Linked DNA regions of Homo sapiens: region 1 is linked to region 2. A link is a loop called in an ENCODE intact Hi-C map of the cell type or tissue named here. Cell type or tissue: mammary epithelial cell. All regions are shown on one strand. Each heading gives the region's core, and the rest is flanking DNA. Links, peaks and the distances in the headings are about the cores only. Region 1 holds the start of PLPP4 (phospholipid phosphatase 4). Region 2 overlaps PLPP4 (phospholipid phosphatase 4).

The links. Peaks named below come from ENCODE experiments on the same cell type or tissue, not always from the same donor. Only the 100,000 strongest peaks of a DNase experiment are listed, where the experiment ranks them.
Region 1: it touches region 2 in a loop (8-fold over the local background); 2 of 110 quality-filtered maps call a loop at or near these places.

Annotation. Positions count from the first base shown.
Region 1 is chr10:120,443,913-120,459,948 of GRCh38, forward strand. PLPP4 (phospholipid phosphatase 4) reads left to right here and starts at 13,315. Exons shown (of 7, transcript NM_001030059.3): 1 at 13,315-13,449. The coding sequence starts at 13,394. In mammary epithelial cell, for the core only: no CTCF peak of the experiment used is centred there; no DNase peak of the experiment used is centred there; H3K4me3 peaks cover 825 bases; H3K27me3 peaks cover 1,610 bases.
Region 2 is chr10:120,504,794-120,512,793 of GRCh38, forward strand. The region is part of intron 2 of PLPP4 (phospholipid phosphatase 4); the gene reads left to right. Among named protein-coding and RNA genes, the nearest start is that of PLPP4, 52 kb to the left of the region's middle. RefSeq lists an enhancer at 1-214. In mammary epithelial cell, for the core only: a CTCF peak has its summit at 6,424; DNase peaks (open chromatin) are centred at 1,278, 2,108, 3,808, 6,588 and 1 weaker place; H3K27ac peaks cover 5,791 bases.

The DNA of each region.
Region 1 (16,036 bases), core at 8,037-16,036, 53 kb before region 2:
CAAAGATGTCTTTATTTTTTATGTTGTTCTTGCCCTAATATTGCTGGATTCTAGTTACTGCCACAGCATCTATGGGAGGGGTCCTCAACCCCCGGGCCACAACCCCTTAGAAACTGGGCTGTACAGCAGGAGGTGAGTGATGAGTGGTGTGTGGGGAGTGAGCCAGAGAGTGAAGCTTTATCTGTATTTACAGCCACTCCCCATCGCTGGCATTACTGCCTGAGCTCCACCTCCTATCAGATCAGTGGTGACATTAGATTCTCACAGGAGCACAAACTCCATTGTGAACTGCACATGTGAGGAATCTAGGTTGCATGCTCCTTATGAGAATCTACTGCCTGGTGATCTGTCACTGTCTCCCACCACCCCCAGATGAGACTGTCTAGTTGCTGGAAAACAGGCTCAGGGATCCCACTGATTCTACATTATGGTGAGTTGTATAATTATGTCATTATATATTGCAATATAATAATAACAGAAACAAAGTGGACAATAAATGTAATACACCTGAATCACCCTGAAACCATCCCCACCACTCCAGTCCATGGAAAAATTGTCTTTGATGAAACCGGTCCCTGGTGCCAAAAAGGTTAGGGACTGCTGATCTATGGCAATGAGAATCCTATTGGAGGCTCCCACACGATTCTTTCTGGATGAAGTAAGGGAAATGATACTCTGACTTTTCACATGATGAATTTGAAAATAATACACATAGTTCCTCACTTAAACTTTTCTAAGAAATGAAGTACCAGCCAGGAGCGGTGGCTCATGCCTGTAATCCCAGCACTTTGGGAGGCCAAGGCAGGCGGATCATGAGATTAGGAGATCGAGATCATCCTGGCTAACATGGTGAAACCCCATCTCTACTAAAAATACAAAAAATTAGCTGGTGTGGTGGCAGGTGCCTGTAGTTCCAGCTACTCAGGGAGCTGAGGCAGGAGAAAGGCGTGAACCTGGGAGGCGGACCTTGCAGTGAGCCAAGATCACGCCACTGCACTCTAGCCTGGGTGACAGCGAGACTCCATCTCAAAAAAAAAAAAAAAAAAAAGAAAAAGAAAAGAAAAAAGAAATAAAGTACCATGTTTTTTCTGAAGATGTTATTAATTCATATATGTTCTCCTTTGATAGAACGGCATCTACTCTAAAGAAATGAAATGGGGGTGGTTCCAAGATGGCCAAATAGGAACAGCTCCAGTCTACAGCTCCCAGCATAAGCAACGCAGAAGACGGGTGATTTCTGCATTTCCAACTGAGGTACCAGGTTCATCTCACTGGGGCTTGTTGGACAGTTGGTGCAGGACAGTGGGTGCAGCGCACTGAGCGTGAGCCAAAGGAAAGCAAGGCATCGCCCCACCTGGGAAGCACAAGGGGTCAGGGAATTCCCTTTCATAGCCAAGCAAAGCTGTGACAGACGGCACCTGTCAAATCGGGTCACTCCCACCCTAATACTGCGCTTTTTCAATGGTCTTAGCAAATTGCATACCAGGAGATTATATCCCGCGCCTGGCTTAGAGGGTCCCACGCACACGGAGCCTCGCTCATTGCTAGCACAGCAGTCTGAGATCAAACTGCAAGGTGGCAGCAAGGCTGGGGGAGGGGCGCCCGCCATTGCTGAGGCTTGAGTAGGTAAACAAAGCAGCCGGAAAGCTCGAACTGGGTGGAGCCCACAGCAGCTCAAGGAGGCCTGCTTGCCTCTGCAGACTCCACCTCTGGGGGCAGGGCATAGCCGAACAAAAGGCAGCAGAAACCTCTGCAGACTTAAATGTCCCTGTCTGACAGCTTTGAAGAGAGTAGTGGTTCTCCCAGCATGGAGTTTGAGATCTGAGAACGGACAGACTGCCTCCTCAAGTGGGTTCCTGACCCCTGAGTAGCCTATCTGGGAGGCACACCTCAGTAGGGGCAGACTGACACCTCACACGGCCAGGTACTCCTCTGAGATGAAACCTCCAGTGGAAAGATCAGACAGCAACATTTGCTGTTCACCAATATTCGCTGTTCTGCAGCCTCTACTGCTGATACACAGGCAAGCAGGATCTGGAGTGGACCTCCAGCAAACTCCAACAGACCTGCAGCTGAGGGTCCTGACTGTTAGAAGGAAAACTAACAAACAGAAAGGACATCCACACCAAAACCCCATCTGTACATCACCATCATCAAAGACCAAAGGTAGATAAAACCACAAAGATGGGGAAAAAACAGAACAGAAAAACTGAAAATTCTAAAAATCAGAGTGCCTGTCCTCCTCCAAAGGAACGCAGCTCCTCACCAGCAATGGAACAAAGCTGGACGGAGAATGACTTTGACGAGTTGAGAGAAGAAGGCTTCAGATGATCAAACTTCTCTGAGGTAAAGGAGGAAGTTCAAACCCATCACAAATAAGTTAAAAACGTTGAAAAAAGATTAGATGTATGGCTAACTAGAATAACCAATGCAGAGAAGTCCTTAAAGGACCTGATGGAGCTGAAAACCATGGCACGAGAACTACGTGATGAATGCACAAGCTTCAGTAGCCAATTTGATCAACTGGAAGAAAGGGTATCAGTGATTGAAGATCAAATGAATGAAATGAAGCGAGAAGTTTAGAGAAAAAAGAATAAAAAGAAATGAACAAACCCTCCAAGAAATATGGGACTATGTGAAAAGACCAAATCTACATCTGATTGGTGTACCTGAAAGTGGCGGGGAGAATGGAAGCAAGTTGGAAAACACGCTCCAGGATATTATCCAGGAGAACTTCCCCAATCTAGCAAGGCAGGCCAACATTCAAATTCAGGAAATACAGAGAATGCCACAAAGATACTCCTCAAGAAGAGCAACTCCAAGACACGTAGTTGTCAGATTCACCAAAGTTGAAATGAAGGAAAAAATGTTAAGGGCAGCCAGAGAGAAAGGTCGGGTTACCCACAAAGGGAAGCCCATCAGACTAATAGCTGATCTCTCAGCAGAAACTCTGCAAGCCAGAAGAGAGTGGGGGCCAATATGCAACATTCTTAAAGAAAAGAATTTTCAACCCAGAATTTCATATCCAGCCAAACTAAGCTTCATAAGTGAAGGAGAAATAAAATACTTTTCAGACAAGCAAATGCTGAGAGATTTTGTCACCACCAGGCCCGCCCTAAAAGAGCTCCTGAAGGAAGCGCTAAACATGGAAAGGAACAGCTGGTACCAGCCGCTGCAAAATCATGCCAAAATGTAAAGACCATCGAGACTAGGAAGAAACTGCATCAACTAACAAGCAAAATAACCAGCTAACATCATAATGACAGGATCAATTTCACACATAACAATATTAACTTTAAATTGTAAATGGACTAAATGCTCCAATTAAAAGACACAGACTGGCAAATTGGATAAAGAGTCAAGACCCATCAGTGTGCTGTATTCAGGAAACCCATCTCATGTGCAGAGACACACATAGGCTCAAAATAAAGGGATGGAGGAAGATCTACCAAGCAAATGGAAAACAAAAAAAGGCAGGGGTTGCAATCCTAGTCTCTGATAAAACAGATTTTAAACCAACAAAGATCAAAAGAGACAAAGAAAGCCATTACGTAATGGTAAAGGGATCAATTCAACAAGAAGAGCTAACTATCCTAAATATATATGCACCCAATACAGGAGTATCCAGATTCATAAAGCAAGTCCTTAGAGACCTACAAAGAGACTTAGACTCCTACACAATAATAATGGGAGACTTTAACACCCCACTGTCGACATTAGACAGATCAATGAGACAGAAAGTTAACAAGGATATCCAGGAATTGAATTCAGCTCTGCACCAAGCGGATCTAACAGACATATACAGAACTCTCCACCCCAAATCAACAGAATATACATTCTTCTCAGCACCACACCACACCTATTCCAAAATTGACCACATAGTTGGAAGAAAAGCACTTCTCAGCAAATGTAAAAGAACAGAAATTATAACAAACTGTCTCTCAGACCACAGTGCAATCAAACTAGAACTCAGGATTAAGAAACACACTCAAAACCACTCAACTACATGGAAACTGAACAACCTGCTCCTGAATGACTACTGGGTACATAACAAAATGAAGGCAGAAATAAAGATGTTCTTTGAAACCAATGAGAACAAAGACACAACATACCAGAATCTCTGGGACACATTTAAAGCAGTGTGTAGAGGGAAATTTATAGCACTAAATGCCCACAAGATAAAGCAGGAAAGATCTAAAATTGACACCCTAACATCATAATTAAAAGAGCTAGAGAAGCAAGAGCAAACACATTCAAAAGCTAGCAGAAGGCAAGAAATAACTAAGATCAGAGCAGAACTGAAGGAGATACAGACACAAAAAACTCTTCAAAAAAATCAATGAATCCAGGATCTGGTTTTTTGAAAAGATCAACAAAATTGATAGACCACTAGCAAGACTAATAAAGAAGAAAAGAGAGAAGAATTAAATAGACAAAATAAAAGTGATAAAGGGGATATCACCACTGATCCCACAGAAATACAAACTACCATCAGAGAATACTGTAAACACCTCTACAGAAAATCTAGAAGAAATGAATAAATTCCTCGACACATACACCCTCCCAAGACTAAACCAGGAAGCAGTTGAGTCTCTGAATAGACCAATAACAGGCTCTGAAATTGAGGCAATAATTAATAGCTTACCAACCAAAAAAAGTCCAGGACCAGATGGATTCACAACCGAATTCTACCAGAGGTACAGGAGGAGCTGGTACCATTCCTTCTGAAACTATTCCAATCAACAGAAAAAGAGGGAATCCTCCCTAACTCATGTTATGAGGCCACCATCATCCTGATACCAAAGCCTGGCAGAGACACAACAAAAAAAGAGAATTTTAGACCAATATCCCTGATGAACATTGATGCAAAAATCCTCAATAAAATACTGGCAAATTGAATCCAGCAGCACATCAAAAAGCTTATCCACCATGATCAAGTGGGCTTCATCCCTGGGTTCAACATACACAAATCAATAAATGTAATCCAGCATATAAACAGAACCAAAGACAAAAACCACATGATTATCTCGATAGATGCACAAAAGGCCTTTGACAAAATTCAACAGCCCCTCATGCTAAAAACTCTCAATAAATTAGGTATTGATGGGACATATCTCAAAATAATAAGAGCTATTTATGACAAACACACAGTCAATATCATACTGAATGGGCAAAAACTGGAAGCATTCCCTTTGAAAACTGGCACAAGACAGGGATGCCCTCTCTCACCACTCCTATTCAACATAGTAATGGAAGTTCTGGCCAGGGCAATCAGGCAGGAGAAAGAAATAAAGGGTATTCAATTAGGAAAAGAGGAAGTCAAATTGTCCCTGTTTGCAGATGACATGATTGTATATCTAGAAAATCCCATCGTCTCAGCCCTTAATCTCCTTAAGCTGATAAGCAACTTCAGCAAAGTCTCAGGATACAAAATCAATGTGCAAAAATCACAAGCATTCTTATACACCAATAACAGACAAACAGAGAGCCAAATCATGAGTGAACTCCCATTCACAATTGCCTCAAAGGGAATAAAATACCTAGGAATCCAACTTACAAGGGATGTGAAGGACCTCTTCAAGGAGAACTACAAACCACTGCTCAATGAAATAAAAGAGGACACAAACAAATGGAAGAACATTCCATGCTCATGGAGAAGAAGAATCAATATCGTGAAAATGGCCATACTGCCCAAGGTAATTTACAGACTCAATGCCATCCCCATCAAGCTACCAATGACTTTCTTCACAGAATTGGAAAAAACTACTTTAAAGTTCATATGGAACCAAAAAAGAGCCCACATTGCCAAGTCAATCCTAAGCCAAAAGAACAAAGCTGGAGGCATCATGCTACCTGACTTCAAACTATACTACAAGGCTACAGTAACCAAAACAGCATGGTACTGGTACCAAAACAGACATATAGACCAATGGAACAGAACAGAGCCCTCAGAAATAATACCACACATCTACAACTATCTGATCTTTGACAAACCTGGCAAAAACAAGAAATGGGGAAAGGATTCCCTATTTAACAAATGGTGCTGTGAAACCTGGCTAGCCATATGTAGAAAGCTGAAACTGGATCCCTTCCTTACACCTTATACAAAAATTCATTCAAGATGGATTAAAGACTTATATGTTAGACCTAAAACCATAAAAACCCTAGAAGAAAACCATAAAAACCCTAGAAGAAAACCTAGGCAATACCATTCAGGACATAGGCATGGGCAAGGACTTCATGTCTAAAACACCAAAAGCAATGGCAACAAAAGCCAAAATTGATAAATAGGATCTAATTAAACTAAAGAGCTTCTGCACAGCAAAAGAAACTACCACCAGAGTGAACAGGCAACCTACAGAATGGGAGAAAATTTTTGCAATCTACTCATCTGACAAAGGGCTAATATCCAGAATCTACAAAGAACTCAAACAAATTTACAAGAAAAAAAAAAACAACCCCATCAAAAATTGGGCAAAGGATATGAACAGACACTTCTCAAAAGAAGACATTTATGCAGCCAAAAAACATGAAAAAATGCTCATCATCACTGTCCATCAGAGAAATGCAAATCAAAACCACAATGAGATATCATCTCACACCAGTTAGAATGGCGATCATTAAAAAGTCAGGAATCAACAGGTGCTGGAGAGGATGTGGAGAAATAGGAACAATTTTACGCTGTTGATGGGACTGTAAACTAGTTCAACCATTGTGGAAGACAGTGTGGCGATTCCTCAGGGATCTAGAACTAGAAATACCATTTGACCCAGCCATCCTATTACTGGGTATATACCCAAAGGAATATAAATCATGCTGCAATAAAGACACATGCATACGTGTTTATTGTGGCACTACTCACAATAGCAAAGACTTGGAACCAACCCAAATGTCCATCAATGATAGACTGGATTAAGAAAATGTGGCACATATACACCATGGAATACTATGCAGCCATAAAAAATGATGAGTTCATGTCCTTTGTAGGGACATGGATGAAGCTGGAAACCATCATTCTCAGCAAACTATCAAAAGGACAAAAAACCAAACACCACATGTTCTCACTCATAAGTGGGAATTGAACAATGAGAACACTTGGACACAGTAATGGGAACATCACACACCAGGGCCCATTGTGGGATGGGGGGAGTGGGGAGGGATAGCATTAGGAGATATACCTAATGTAAATGACAAGTTAATGGGTGCAGCACACCAACATGGCACATGTATACATATGTAACAAACCTGCATGTTGGGCATATGTACCTTAGAACTTAAAGTATAATAAAAAAAATATAAAAAAAGAAATTGACTATGCTAAAGGCATTATTAACAACAAAAAAAGTAAGTGCAAATGTTTACCTTTGCTGTCAAATATCTAAATTTGAATGGACAACCAATAATTTCTATTAACGAGCTTTAAAGAGAGTAATTCTGGAATTTGGAGACATAATATTTTATGCTTTAATATAAATTTAAACTATTACAAAACAAAAGATATGAAATGGTTAATTTATTTTACTGTGCTTTACTTCTTCCCTGGAAGTAGGAAAATGACCTTTTATTTTATTGTTATTATTATTATTTGAGACACAGTTTTAGTCTGTCATCCAGGCTGGAGTGCAGTGGCACGATCTCAGCTCACTGCAACCTTCTCCTCTGGTTCAAACAATTCTCTTGCCTCAGCCTCCCGACTAGCTGGGACTACAGGCACCCACCACCACATTTGGCTAATTTTTGTGTTATTAGTAGAGACAGGGTTTCACCATGTTGACCAGGCTGGTCTCGAACTCCTGACCTCCAGTGATCTGCCTGCCTCAGCCTCCCAAAGTGCTGGGATTAAAGGTGTGAGCCACCGTGCCTGGCCAGAAAATTACTTTTTATTATGTGGAATTTGGCCTAATGCAGTTCCGCATCAGGTCTAGTGCCATATTCTCAGAGGTCTTATAAATATTGCTGCTTGAAAGAAGGTGAAATGAAGGAATATTTAGATTGGTAAAGAGAAGACTCTGTCTTCCTCCCTCTCGCTCTACATATCTATCCCTATCTTCTTTTGTAGTTGTAGGATAATTAAAGGGCTATATTGTAGAAGAATAGACATTACATTTATTCTATGTGGCCCCCAAAAAACAATTTGGGCCCATCGATGTAGGCTAGAGGCAAATCTCTTTCTACTCAAACATCTGCTTCTACTCAAACATCTGTTTCTACTCAAAAATCTGTTTCTACTCTCCCTGGAAATGGAATGAGTGATGAGTGATTTCTACATCCCTGGAGGTGTCAAGCAGATATTTATTGAGACCATTATGGAAGATATTCATGGACCAGTTTGAAGTTGGTAACCTTCTAAAATCCCTCTTGGATCGCAGCTACATCATCAAGTTCATGCCAGGCAGCTACAGAGGAAAGTTTGGATATGTGCATCTTTGTGGATAAGGGTCGCTGTGCTGGCTGCCTGTTACCAGGACAGCTCTTAGTGCAACTGGGTAGGTAGCACTCAGATACAGAGTATAACTTCTGGAAATGAGATGATAAGAAATTGTTGCAAGTTTGTGTTCTCTCTGAGGTGGCTTTGGGTTTTGGAAACAGTCAAAAGTCTGGTCAATTTGGGGTCAGCATGCTGGACAATACTGTTTGGGGGTTTAAAAAAAACTCTAACAACATAAGCATAACTACAGAGGGATGGAATTTATTTTCTTGGCATGCCCATAAGCTCAATATGAAATATTGGGGAATATGAAATATGAAGCTCAATATGAAATATGGGGAAATGGGAGATTTCCCCAAAGTGGCACTTTGAAAATGTGTGCAGCCACAAAAGCATTGGAGAAAGCTACACTCAATGAGTGTCTAGATTTTTCAAAGTGATTTTTCAAAGATCAGTCTCGCACTTTACAGCTATGTTGTTCATCATGTCTTGGTAGGGGGATTGCCATGTTTATTCTCTTTCTTATGATAAAGCATTTCTGAGGCTGCTGAAGCTCTGACCCATGGTTCCGTCACCAGAGGACTCATCACATTCCATGGGGATCTTAAAAAGACCCAGCAGGGGCTGCCAAGCCTGGCACCTAGGTGCTGTGGCTGGATCATGTTATCTAACCTGGCTCTGTTTCTTGACTCCCTGTAAGCTCATTTGTCTGCTGGTGCAGCAACATGACATTTCAGGAGGGCTCTACCTGCTTGGCATATGCTCATAGCTGAACAGCTGCGAGAGCCAGCTACCTCCAAACACATGGAAGGAATGTGGCGGGTGGCAGGTGGCGGGGTGGGGTGGCGGGTGGTGGGGGGTAGGGGGGTGGGTGTTGCTTCCTGCTTTTTGTGATTTGGGGCACTGAAGATGCCATCTGCAGTACTTTTCAGAGGTATCAGAGCCTATCTGCCCTTCAAGAAGGATCTGGATTAAATTATAGATCCTTCTGTGTGAGAGAGCCCCCAGAGACATCCTGATCCAGGTTTATATAATGAATAAGGCTAGAGCTTTCCCTTGACAACAGGCTTTGGTAAATGGAAAAAGGGATCATTAGAGGAGATGACAGGGTTGCCAAAGGGACTGGAGAAAGAAGAGACTGGGCAGCTGAAGACAAGCATCAAGGATGACATCATAGCTTTGTTTAAAGCCACCTTCAGAGAACACAAACTTACAACAAATTGCAAATCTGTATTGACAGTTGTAGAAATTGGGCAGCCTTATCATGGAGCACCCAGAATAACTCCCTTTTACTGGTTAATGATCGTGGGGTTGGACAAGAATGGTTGGGGATGACCCCACCATGCAGCATGGAACAGGATGGCCCCTGGTTGTTTACTTTCCCATCAAACATTCTCCCTGCTCCAAAGCATCAGCCCTGTATATGTAGGGTCACCTCTCCCCAGTCTCGGAAGCTTTGGGTAGGGATGAAGCATGTGACCAGGCTTGAGACAATCAATTCATCATGGTTCCCTGACTGCAGTGATTGGTTCAGGGTTGGCAGCAACAATGACATTCTACGACACTTTTGCTGGGAGTGCTGGGACCTAGGCAGAGGTCTTTCTAGTCAGACTTGAACTTGAGAGGGTGTAAAGCTGGAATGCCTGCAGCCATCTTGAAACTACCAGGAGCCTGAGACTGAAGTCAATGCAGTGCAGACAGAGCAGAGAGTTGGAAAGAACCAGGTACTGATGACATTGCTTGCACTCAGAATTCAGTCATGTGTGAAGGCTGACCTTCCATTGGACTTTTCAGTTGTCTTTTCTTAAATAAGTTTAGGTTGAGCCATCTGTTGTTTGTCACCATAGAAGCGTTGACTGTGATAGTTCCGAGTAGCTGGTGGGACAGGACTGATGCAATGATGTAAGTTGCAAGGTGGTGTGTAGCAATTCCCTGTAAGGAAATGCTTTTGAAAGAGCCATCTGAAGAGGGTACATGCTCCCTCAAGGGTGAATGCCTTTTCAGTGGCAGGATTTGCACCCTGCACTGGATGAGCACTTGGGGGAGATAATGGAGAATAAATTCCAGCAAAATGGGGGGTTTTATTGGGCACTTCTTTCGATCTATGTGTTTCAGAGTCTCTTAATGACCATGAAGTGAAGTTACATGCCCCTTCTGACTCCCTCTCTGGGTATCTCTATACAAATACGAAGTGATAAACTGAATATTCTCTCTGTGACCCTGGTAACAGACCCTGGTGGGCAGGATTGTCACGACTACGTCTCCTCCACCAACCTAACCTCGGGTGGTTTCTCTGCTCTGTCAGACAGGGTAACTCCTTTTGCCCTCCAAAACCACTTCCACCTTCTGCTCCTTGCACCTACTTTCTTGCCCCTACCAAGAATTTCTCCCCCTTATTTTTTTCTTTCTTTGCCTTACAAAAGCCAGCTCATTTTTTTTTCCTTTTCTTTTTTTTCTTTTTTTTTCAGATGGAGTCTCACTTTGTCGCCCAGGCTGGAGTGCAGTGGCGTGATCTCGGGCTCACTGCAACCTCCACCTCCCGGGTTCAAGCGATTCTCCTGCCTCATCCTCCTGAGTAGCCAGGACTACAGGCATGCGCCACCATGCCCAGCTAATTTTTGTATCTTGAGTAGAGATGGGGTTTCACCCTGTTGGCCAGGATGGTGTCGATCTCTTGACCTCATGATCCTCCTGCCTCGGGCTCCCAAAGTGCTGGGATTACAGACATGAGCCATCGCGCCTGGTCCAAAAGCCAGCTCCTTTCCGTGAGGCTGTGTCCTCAGGCTATCTCAGACTGATGATGTGGTTCCAACTTCTGACCTCTGAGCGATCCAGATTTCTGAAGCATGTGTTTGTGACTTATTAATACTGCTTTGCATACTTCCCTGATGTCTCCTTGTGGTCTATCAGCTCCCCATCTTCTTGAAGGCAGAGACAGATTATGAATCGTCTCACCCAGCACACAACTTTGCACAGGCTGTACTCAAACTCAGCAGATGCTTATAGGTAAGTGGTGCCCCAATGTCAGGGGCTATTGTCAGAATGCCCTGCTGGAATATGGCCACCTGACAATCTCAGACCGAGATCATCAGTGTTCACTAGGCTGCCTATGGGCTCTCCTACAGCACTTTGCCAATCCGTGGGAGTTGTTATGTCCAAGGTAGTTGCTGGGCCCAAGATACAGAGGAGACAGAAGCATACCTCCTCCCTCCAAGACCTTCCTACCTTACCTGCACCTGACACCCCATGTGCCTGATGATATATACGTGTATATATATATCATATATATAGCCATATATAATATATATGAATGAATATATCATATATATAGCCATATATATATATATATATGTATGAATAAATATTTATTCATTTACTAAGTACCAACCAGGTATCCACAGTGTGCCGGGCACTGGGCATAGAGTGATGAGGAATGCAGATACAGCTCCTGCCTGTGGTGCCTCAGGGCTGGAGTCCCTCCCACACAGAGCCTGGGTTGTTCCTACTCCCTCTGCCTCTCTCTCTCTAGACCCTGAGATATCTGGGCTCAGGTATCTCTGATCTGCACGTGTTTCCTTTGGAGGTAGGGTCTGTTTGCCCTTTGCTGATGCCAAGGGCTTCCTCCTAAGTTCTTTCTACCTGCTCCCCCTTTTATCCAGGACTGAGCCATAGCTCCTTAGTCCCAGGAACCACCTTCTAATCCGTGTCCTCTGCTCACACAATTTTGGCTGGGTCTCTCCTAAAATCCAAGAGAGGCCTGGGCTCCCCAGGAACAACCTAATGGTTATAATCACTGTGTGTTTTGCATTTTAAATGTCTGCTTGGTTTAAATTAGTGAAGCCAAGAAGTCAAAATTCTAAGAAAAGTAAATAAAATTCTGACCGGTTTGGGAAAAGCAAATCCAAGCTCCTGCTGGGCTCCAGCTGGAGGTCGTGACCCCTAGGCTGCGAGGGTTGGGCTTTTGGCTCTTAACCTGAGGATGAGGCTCTGGGTTCTACCTGCTGCCTGGCTGACGGCTGGTTGAATGCTGTGTCAGCGACGAGCGACCCTGACTTCCCACACACCGGCCAGGCCAGGGACGGTGGCAGGAGCTTTTTCATATTCCACAGTTCAGCAGCCCCAAGCTGCTGGGGGCGGAGGACAGGTGGTGGGGGAGAGAGGATTCGGTCCCCAGGGGCCACCTGGCGCTGGTGGCATGGCGGGGAGCCAGGCTTGCCTTTGCCCTCTCTCTGTGCCGGAGCCCTGGACCCTGGCTGGCATCTCCTGAGAGCAAAGCGAAGCCCGCGAGTGATCTCTGGGGAACTTCCTAGAAAAAAGAAAGAATTTCAGGTTCGAACGGTGTAGGGAGGGCCGAACACGGGAGCAAGGTTGGCCAGGGCTGCCCTGAGCCCTGGAGAATCCCCAGAGCGATCGTCCACTACATGCCCACGTGCGTGCGTGTGCCAGGGAGCGAGAGCCCGGACAGCGGGAGTCGGAGGCAGGACCAGGAGCTGCAGAGGGGCCGCGGGCAGAGCCCCAGCGAGCGCGCTGCCCTGGCGCGGAGCCCAGGGGCCGCCCACTGGCGGGGGAGGCGGGGAGCGCGCAGGGAGGCGGCGGCGGCGGTGGGGCTTCCCCGGGCTTCCCCTCCCCGGTCCGCGGGTGCCCGGCGCGGGCCCAGGAGGCGGAGGCGGCTCCTGGGGAGAGGGATCCGGGAGTCCCTGAGGCGGCCCCGGCTCCGCACTAGGAGGCGGGGTCCGCAGTATCGCCAGCGGCCGGCGCGGCTTCCCGGAGCCCCGGAGCCCGAGGCGCGAGGTTTAGGCTGAGCCCTCCCCGGCGCCTGCCCCCGCCCGGCGCCCGCCTCCGCCCCCGCCCGCGGCCTGGAGCGCGCCTCCCTCGCCTCCCAGGGTCTGGCGAGCCGGCGCCGGCCGAGCTGCGGGAGCCGCGGAGAGCACCAGCTGACGCCGCGGGAGCTGCTCCGGCCGCACCATGCGGGAGCTGGCCATTGAGATCGGGGTGCGAGCCCTGCTCTTCGGAGTCTTCGTGTAAGTAGTGGCGCACCGCGGGCAGGGCGCACTGACGCGGGGGAACAACCGACCAAGCCTCTCTGTGCCCTAACTTAGTTTGCGCAGCCGCTTCCCACTGGGGCCTGGGTTCGAGGTCCCTTCCCCGCCAAGTGCCCGCAACGTGTCCTACGGGACCAAGAGAGACCCTTCCTCTCTCCTTCCTGGGACCCTAGGCGCGGAGCGACCACCGCGCGCCGAGGCTGAGACCTGCTCCCGGGTCTCACCGGGCCCGCGCCTGTCGCCAGCCCCGCACCACCTGCCCGGGGGATCCAGGGCTGCACCTCTAAACAGGGACGCGCACCCTGGCCCGTGCCCTCGGGAAGTTTCTCCTTCTGTGTGATCTTTGAGGCCCACGTTGGAAGTCTTTACCCCTGGCCCCGTCTCCGATTCCTCCCCGCTGTGCCCAGGGCCAGACTCCTTCCGTGTCCCTGGCTTTAGCGCCCGCGGTCCTGGCGAGCGTTTTCCCAGCGGGCGTTTGCGGCGCTTCTCCTACTGAGAAACTGTTGCTGTGGAGGCTTGAGAAGTCAAGGGGCTGCAGGCCGGGGTGGGATACACACACCCTGGAGCTCTGTGCCCGGTCGATGTCCGCTTTGGGGGCGGAGGCCCTCCAGGGGTAGCCGTGAAATGCCCAGGGTGGCTTTGAGCGGCTGGCACTGAGAACAGCGATCCCGAAAAGAAGAAGGGGTGGTGGCGCAGGTTCTTTCAGAGATGCCTGAGCCTCCTCCGTGCGCCCAGGGACCCACCGCTCATTGACTTCCAGGGCCCAAGCTGCAGGGAGCTGTCACATCTCTCTTTCAGACCTGAGCCCAGAACACCAGCTCAGAGCCACCCCGCAGCCTCCCGTGAGCTGCTGTCACCTAGGCACCCACACCTGCACTGGTCCCTCCATCAGTGAGCCAAATTCTCTCCCCCTCTCTGCCCATGGATGTTTTCTGCCACATTCTAAGTATTAAAGTTACATGAACTTTTTGGATTTGCCATGCATTTATTTATTTGTTTGTTTTTGTTTTCGTTTCTGGAAAAGCCCTCCCGAGCCAAACAGGAGGCCCTCTTTGAATTTCTGCCTCAATCTGGAGTCATCCATGGCAGGTGTGCTGTGTCAAAGATGACTTCTGTTCTGGGCAGCCCAGGGGATACACATGGAAAGAAATGCCCTTTCTTGCATGTTTTTCTTTAGCAGGGATTAAATTCATCCAGAGTATTTATTCACACCATCAGAAAAGGCCATGAGCTCCCCCAGATGCAAGCAAGCCCCCCTCTCCCGCCTTCTGCCCGAACACTGGTGTTATTCACTGGGAAGAAGGAACGAGAACTTCAGTTGGATTTTGATGCATTTGGAAAAACAAAACACTCTTCCCTTCTCCTACTCTATTTTCTACCTTTGGAATGTACGTTAAAACTAATGATTGCTGTGTGATCAGATGGGGACAGTTTCTAATTGGCAGATGGGCTAAAACCTCATTAAATTATTATGTGATAGAAATGATAAACTAGTTTTCAGTGCACAGTAGAATTTAACATTTGTTGGGTGAATGTAGGAAGAATGCTGAGATAAAGTGAGATAGGCTCTTACACTATCTCACTATCTGGTTTGACTGCTGCTGGGGGTGCTCAGATAAAAAAGGGTCCAACAATATGTAAAAATATTTATAGTTTTCAGGTGTCCCTTCCAATATCCCCCCCAAATATTTATGAGATGTTTACAGATATACAATGGTCTATGCAGTAAATTTGAAAACTTGGTAATTATTGCTTATGCGCGTCTTGCTTTTTCTAAGGGTGTCATGTAAAAGCTGGACAGGCAGTTTATGTTCTGTTCTCTGAAGTTCCCTCTTGTGTTACTTAATAGGGGATCTGTTGTCACACATGGACATTGATAGCATTTTTGGATGACTCCCAGGTTTCTTATCAAGTTGTTAACAGTGTGTCCAACTTGTGGCTCTTTTACCTGCAAAAACCAGCTTTGGTATTGATGCGAGCCTCCCTAGGGGGCAGATCTTGGATGTTCAGATGCTGTTAGTATCAGGCATGTACCGACTTCTGGGAGGACGGCTGGGAGCATGCAGAAACAGATGACCCTTTGTTTTCTCAGATAAGCGTCTGGCACCTTGACAGAGGCTGACTTTTGGGGGAAGTTTAATTCTTCCTTTTGCCAGTACTGGAAATGATGGCAATATTGGGTTGTACCTACCTCTGCTCACGAAGATGGTGGTCTTAGCAGCACAGGGGTTTAGAAAGTGCCCCTGGGCAGGCTGAATCCGATTTCCCTGCTTCAGCCAGTGTAGCTCAGCAGCTAGTTTTGCTTGGTATTTCTACCCTATTGCTCAGGATGAAAGAATTATCTGCGGGGAGAGGGGGTATCTTGCTTCTTTGCAAACTTATGCCCCCGGAGAAACATCACCTGTAGATGTGCCTGTTCTCTGACTACATTTGCTCTGCATGAGAGCAGGGATCCTGTTACCCGTAGCCCATATGCTCCTCAAAGATTCCAAGTGAGAGCTAAGAAAATGCATTTTGGGCCCACGGGTAGTAGGGATGCAAGCTTTTCCTTACTGACTCTTAAAGA
Region 2 (8,000 bases), core at 1-8,000:
CAAATGAAGGTACCCAGATAGCTCTGTTTAAACCTCTGTTCTGGTTTTAGCTGGTCAGTTTTTGGCCACTAATAAGACTACCCTGTGCTTCAACCTCTTGAGAGTGTCTTGTGTCTCTCTCCTTCTAGAATAAATGGGCAAGCACCCATAGAGCTGGTGAATATATTGAGATAAATTTTACCTCTCCCACCCTCAATGCCACATGGCAATTGCCACATGGCAGTTGTAACCTTTTACATTTCACTGCCTATATGCCAGGCTTTTTGCGGAGAGCTTAAGAAATGGTGGTCTAATTTAATTCCACCCAGCATCCCAGTGAGGAAGATGTCATTATTGTCCACATTTCACAGATGCAAAACTGCATTCCAAGAGAGATGAGGGAACTTGCCCAAGGTCACACAGCTAGTGAGCACAGCACCAGGTTCTAGCGGCCAGCTCTTGGAGCTCAGCTCTCAGCCAAGAGGCTGCCCTGAGGGTTGGGGGCAGAGTGTCTGGGACTCCTTGCTGATGCTAATGAAGCCCTGGAGAATTGGAGGATTACCATCAAACCTTTCTAGAACAGAGGAAATATTTAAGCTCCTCTTTGTTATGGAACGATAATGTCACTTTTGGATGGGCAGCCTCCCAGCAGTTTGAAGGTTATTCCTGTTGACCTGCCATGGTGTCTTGTGCCTCTCTGGGAACTGCTCCAGAAACTTCATAGACACACCGGGAACATTTTTGTATTTTGAAAGAAATCCCTCTGATTTTACAGAGGAAATTTTGTTAATTAGTGATGATTGGAAAGATCTGTGTTTTTGCAAACTCTTGGAAATGCCCATAATGCCAGCGAGCATTAAAGTATTATTTTAATTGCTTCTTAATAATTACTTTTCTACTGGAAAGTAAACTGGATTTTTATAAATCTTAGGGAAATTGACAAATTAGGGTGGTTGTGAGTAGGGAATTACTAACACATGACTACTAAAATCAGCCTTTTTTCATTTCTGCTGTAACTCAAATATTCTATAAATCCTAGATATAAAGGAAGCAGTGTGTGTGTAATGAGTTTACTCAATGGCTTTAATAGGGAGAAGCTTCTATTTATCAGTTACTCCTATTTTTCATAACATTTTACATTTCATGTGTTGTAAAAACACAATTTGGAGATGAATGTTCATATGGGATGTTGTGAGAAATCTGTGGCTGTGTCCTAGATTTATGAACAATGGATTGTTTTGAAGTCTAGATACAAATGCCACAAATATTCTGGCTACAGACGTAAATACGATGGAGCAATTTGCATGCTGGCGGTGGTAGAAATTAGTCAGTAGAGGGCTTATTCAGTGCTGGGGTTCTCAGAGAACAGAAGGATATTCAGCTACACATACTGATTCATACCCTCTATTCTAATGAAATAAGTTCAACCTTTTATTTCATTAATAGCAGTTGATAAATTTCATTCATTTGGTCACACGATTTAGTACAATTCCATAATAACATAAGGAAAGCAGTAGATACATTTATAATACCTATAACACAAAGATGAAAAATATTTTGTCACCCCATAAAAAAGATTTGTTCTCCTGGGTTTTAAGAATTTAATATAAGGCATTATATTATTTTGGTCTTTTAAAACCTTCAGATGTTAGTAGAAGAATTGGTAATAGAACATCCATTTTCACTGATGTATAAAATGGCTTGATTTTCTTTGAAAGCTCACATTTTTTCATTTACTACATAAAAAAATTCTTGGGGTCTCCTTTAATTTTGGTTGGAATGTTTTAATCTAAAGATGAACTTTCTTTCTTACCAAGGTGTTTTTTAAAGGTAGCTGGCATTGACTTGGATTTTCTTTTATTGGATAATGAATGCTTCTAGAGTCATCTGTGTGCAATTTAGAGGAGCCAATTCGGCAAATGTAACAAGAAAATTAACAGAATGATGGCTAGGGGATTAAGTGCAGAGTAAATGGTAATAATGTCACTGGAAGCCTCCTAACTTGCACTTTCGCTGTCTGTGGCACCATTAGCTCAGGTGATGTCTGTCACTCTGAAAGTTGGGTGTAGTTGGAACTGTTTGATTCCAAGAGCTTGTTTCCCTTGACAACCCAGTGTTCCTGTTGACCAGAGAGACTGGCTGAGAATTCTTTTCAGATGCACTCAAAAGTCTTGCTTAACATTTCTGGGATATGCCCAAGGCCTTTATGGAAGGCTGTTTCCTCATTCAAAAGAGGTACCGGTTTCCTGCTGAGTGTGAGAGGTTTATCAGAATATTTTTTAAAACCTACTTTTTGTGTAGGACAACTTAATCGGTATTAGTTGTTGCTCTTTGGTATACTTTTTGTTGTCTATAGTAGTTGTGTCTTTGTACATTCAGGGGACATTTTCAGGGAGCCTGCTGTGGGTAAAGAAAACCATAGGGGCTATAGGGGATGAGAAGTCCAATGAGACTTGGGAGGTACCCTCAGGGACCTTCCAGGATCCCTGGTACATTAGGATGGTACTCTAATACAAAATGGAATCTGAAAAGGGCCAGAGGAGAGGCTCAGGTAAACTTCTAGGGAAGTTCTTCATCATCATCATCATTATCATCATCATCATCATCATCATCATTATCATCATCATCATCAACAACAGTAAACATTTCTTGAATTCAGGGGCTGTGCTTATCACTTTATAAAGAACATCTCAGTTAATCTTCAGAATCCTTTGAGGTCAGCACTTTTGTTAATCTCATGTCAGTGGAGAAAACAAAACTGAGGAAATTATACAGCTTGTCCGAGATTATACAACTGTCAGTGGCTGAACCAGGATCTGAGCACTGGCTGTGAGTGCAAACTCTCACTTGGAGGCACTCCGCTGTGATGCTTCCTTGGTGATTGGTTAGGTGGAGAGGCGTGTAAAGGCAGAGAAATGGAGAGTGAGCCTGTGTGGGTCCTGTCAATAGGAGTTTGTTTGGAGTATCTATGCGTAAGGGCTAAGAAAGGGGGCAGGGATAGAGCTAGACTGGGGGTAGCTTTAGATTGGTTAATTACAAGCTAATTCAGTGGATGGTTATGAAACACTTGCCATGAGGAAAGATGAATAAGATATGGTTTCTAGTCTAGGGAGGGGCACAGACATGAACACAAGGTGAACAGTTCAGCATCACTAAAAAGCCTTGAGGAATAGGTAAGACTCAGTAAGAAGTTTAAGGAATGATAGGTTTTGCAAATTTTTTCCTTGGCTTCCAAAAGAAATCCACCCAAGGCCTATTCTTTGCCCTCTTCTCTTTTTGCTTCGACCGTGATATGTCCAGAAGATACATTCTCATAGACTATTACTGATAGATACTGTGTTGATTTGATACCAGGGTTTTCTATTCTGGGATAGGATGCTTCTAAGGAAGGCAGAAATAAAGTCATTTTGGGGAGGAAGAAGGAAGAAAAAGAGACAAGGCTGGATCATGATAGACAATTTAATTTTTAGGCTCTTTTTAAGAGTCTTAGACAGCTCTTTTATCTGTGATGGGATGTAATTGTTTACCCAGAGCAGGGCCTTTTCCAAGTGTCTGAGTGTCTTAAAGTTGTCTTTATAATCACCCTGCAGCACACCTTTCTGTCAAAAGCCAGAAATGAAGGCACTTTGGGCCCATTGTTTTGTTTTGTCTGTTGTGAATAAACCCCAGTGACAAGCTCCTCTCTGGCTAACACCCTCGCATCGAGGCTGCTCTGGCTTCGATCCCTTCTGGTTGTTAGAAGTCCTTGGCATCCTCATGCCCTCCCCCATCAAACACACTGCTTCACATTTTGTGGTTTCCCAGAAGCGCCCCGGCAGTGTGGTGCATGGTGCCTTACATCAGCAGGTGGGGATGACTCACTTTCTGGGTGCAGCACTGGCCAGGGATTGACGCCCCTTCCTGTGTTGATTCATGGGTGGATGCTCCATAACTTAGTTTGTCGTTTAGGGTATGGTCAGGGTGCCTGGGAGAGTTAGGCTCCCTCTTCTCTCCCCAACCTCCTCCTGCTACTCAAAGGTGCACACTACTTAGATCTAAGGGTGCAGGTGGGCTTGAATTGAAAATGCATCAATCCTATGTGTCTGGTGACAAGATCTTGATACCCTTTTAACAGTCTTTTCTAGAAAATAATGAAATACTAGTCAACAACCAGCATTTGCCGGATGCTAGCTCTCTGTTGGATCCTGTTGGTGGGCAGTTGGTTTGGGCTCCACAGTGGCCTACAAGGGGTCAACTCCCAGCTTTGCCATTCACTAGCTATGCAAATTTGGAAGATCACCTCCCCTCTTAGCACCTTACTTTCTTTATCTGTGAAAGGTGTCTTTAAGAACATGTCCCATCAAGCTCTAGAGAGCATCAGATGGGGGTGACAGACCTTTGGCACTTCACTTAGTGTGTGGCACCTAATCAGCATTCCATAACTATTAGTGAATTGAAATCCTGCCAATAATACTTGCCATGGATATTATTATCGTCATACCCATTTATAGATAAGGAAACTGAGAATCAAAGAGGTTACATGATTTGCTCAAGGACAAAGAATGGATAAGTGTCAGGAGCTAGGGCTGAACTCACCTCTCCTCAATCTGAGTCCATTCCGCACATTTTTTTTTGTACAGAGCTCTGGCTTCCCAGCCTGTGGAATACATACAAAACTAGCCACATTCCAGATCCTGCTTAATGATACATACACTATCTCTTTATGTGGGCACTGTGCAGTACAATTAGTAACTTTAAAGATGGTGTTCAATATATAATCTCTGCCAGCCTCAGTTTCCCCATCTGTAAACTAAAGCTTTTGGGCTAAGGGAATCACCGAGATTCAGGACTCCAACCCAGGAGCATGGCAACCCAGTCTGGGAGTCTTGGTCCTACTAGCTGTGTGCATTTGTGTGTTCACTCATCTCTCTGAGTTTTAGTTTGGTTATTTGTACAATGGGAATAATATTTTCCATAGCAGAATAGTTAGAAGATTGGAAAGTGTGAGGAAAGTCCATAACACGTAGTAGGTGCTTAAGATATGACAGCTGTCACTGAAATTTCTATGACTTATCTATGACCTGGAAACAAGCCTCCTTACCTTTCTTTTTTAACTTGGAAAAAAAGCATGCACTATGTTTTATTTAATGTTTACTTTCTAGGGTAGGAACTGCTCTAACATTGTGGTCAAAAGTGCAGAGCCTAATTTAGATGGTCTGGGTGCAACTCCTCATTTTACCACTTGATTAGTTGTGTGACTTCCAGCAGGTTGCTGAACCTCTCTGTGCTTTATTTTCCTATGCATTAAGTAAGAAGCCTTTTCCATGTAGGATTGCTGTGAGAAGTGAATGAGTTAATTTGCATGGGGTGCCTAGAATAGACTATAGTCCTTAGTAAGTTCTCAGTACACGTTAGCCTTTGTTATTGTAACCTAGGTATGTACATTCAGCAGCCCCATACTCATAACAAGTGAGCAGAACTCAAGTCCAAGAAGGGTTCAATATGTTCTCTGAATCCTGCAGCAGTGTTCGGCTGGAATTCTTTGTTTTCTCTCAGGTCTCAGTTAATAAGCTCTGACCACTCCCCATCTTCCTACCCTGGGCTCATCCTAGGATTTCCTAGGATTTGATTCTTTTAAAATTAGCCATGGAAACATTAACAGAAGAGAAAACAATACCAAGGGAGACTTTGCTTGCTCATGTTTTTCCTCCACCTCTGCCCATGTGTGGAGGTACAAGGGAGCATCCCCACCTTACGTCCCTCTGTACATCTTCATCTGCTCCCCTGGCTCGGGCAGCAGAACTGCAGCTACCAATGGCCTTTGTCGAAAGAGTGGAATGCTTATGCACTGGTTTCAATTCAGTCTGCTTTGCTGAGTGAAAGTGAGGTGGTGGGGTGCTTACTCGCCTCATTCCTCCTTTACCCAGTTCAGAGGTGTTTTGCCCTAGGAGGAAGTCGTTTTCCTAATGTGTTGGCTTCTGAAGTTCACCTCTTAATTCCAACTTTCATTTAAAAATGTTTGTGTACAAGGGGGTGAATGATACATGTAACTATGTCTCTATCCATCCTGATTCACGGACTGTGCTGCCCAAGGATATGGCAGATACATTTCCAGGAGAAGAATGAGACACTAGGGCCCATTGCTTTTAGGATGAGAGGAGGAAACAAGCCACATCTTGCAATCACACAGACACCTCTGCTGCAGCAACTCTGGGGTGGGAACCATGGCATTTTGAAGGCTGCATTCCCTTGCCTGGGAAGCCCTTGATATGGGGAGCCTTGGGCCCTCCTAGGTGCTTAGCATTGGCTCAAGAGCAGTTGATAGTGGTCCTAGAAAAGATACCAATATGCATCTACCTAGGAAATTTGCAGCATGAGTTAAATTAAGTCCAGCCTTGTTGGGGAAGTGGGGGTGAGGGTCCAATTAGGAAGAGGCAAGTTGAGGCAGGGCGCAGTTCTAAAGGAGACCACTGGGCCATCAGGCCATGAGCTTGGAGTCATTGGGCAGCTCTAATGAATTCTTCAGCCTGCACACCTGGCCTTGATCCTGAGCGCCTCCCACCTGGCACCCACATCTCCTATGTGGGCAGTGACTTTCTGCTCTGGAATTTCCTTTGGAAGCCTCATTGGGAAAGTCATCCCAACTCATACTTTTTTCTGGGGTTTCATTGTTGCCTAACCTTAGATTATACCAGCTGGGATTGCCTTGAAATGTTTCCTTCAAAACCATGTTGTTCTCCTATATAAACACTGACTTGGTAGTATCATTACTGGGTCGTCCACTATTTAGTGAGTTGCTTTCTCCTATTTGGGAGCACATTGCCTGGTCTGTATGCAGTGCTTAAAGGGACAGAAAACAGGAAGGTAAGCTGGTAGCCTTCATGTTTGGATTTGGAGAAACAAGGACTTCTTTGACCTTGACCATAACATTGGACTTTAGTAAGTGGTGCTTCAATTCTTGTTCTTTAAGCACTAAATGCATGAGACAAAAGTCTAAGGCATAATTCTCAATCATCAGCATCAGTACCATTTGAGATATTGTTAAAAATGTACATTTCCGGGCCAGGTGCGGTGGCTCACACCTGTAATCCCAGCACTTTGGGAGGCCGAGGTGGCGGATCATGAGGTCAGGAGATAGAGACCATCCTGGCTAACACGGTGAAACCCCATCTCTACTAAAAAAGTACAAAAACTTAGCCGGGCGTGGTGGCGGGCGCCTGTAGTCCCAGCTATTTGGGAGGCTGAGGCAGGAGAATGGCGTGAACCCAGGAGGCAGAGCTTGCAGTGAGCCGAGATCGCACCACTGCACTCCAGCCTGGGTGACAGAGTGAGACTCCGTCTCAAAAAAAAAACAAAATGTACATTTCCAGACCAGCTGTATAAGCATGTTTGAGGAAATCAGTACTTCAACAAGCCGTGTAGTTATTTAGGTGTGAGAGCTGCCCAATAATTTATGGCACAGACTTACTGGACCTCTTAACTCAGGAGTGTTGCCCTTCTGAATAGCCCCCAGGGGAATCCTCTGTTTTCTCTGTAGCAGTTCTGAATCTCCTCTAGTGCATCAGCCCTTTAGCACCTGAATACCCTCCATGGTGGCAAGACTTGCTTATTTGACTTTTAAACAATCCAAGTCATTCAGGGCCACAGCTGAATCATCAAACTGGTTACTACCACTTCTGGTCAGAAATAAATGGTAGCAGGTAAGGAGAGGGCTTTTTTCATGTCTCATACAAATGGCCTCTGAAGACAGTTCCCAAAGAGGAGTCCCCGAGATAATTTGAGCTCTAGCAGTCTGGTTGTAGTAAGGGTGTGGAGCATCTAAGCCTGCATTCATTTGGTTGAATTCTGTTTTTATAAAAGAAGAGCTCTTGGCCAACATGGTGAGACCCCATCTCTGCTAAAAATACAAAAATTAGCTGGGCGTGGTGGTGTGCACCTGTAGTCCCAGCTACTCAGGAGGCTGAGGCAGGAGAATTGCTTGAACCCGGGAGGTGGAGGTTGCAGTGAGCGGAGATCACTCCACTGCACTCCAGCCTGGTGAC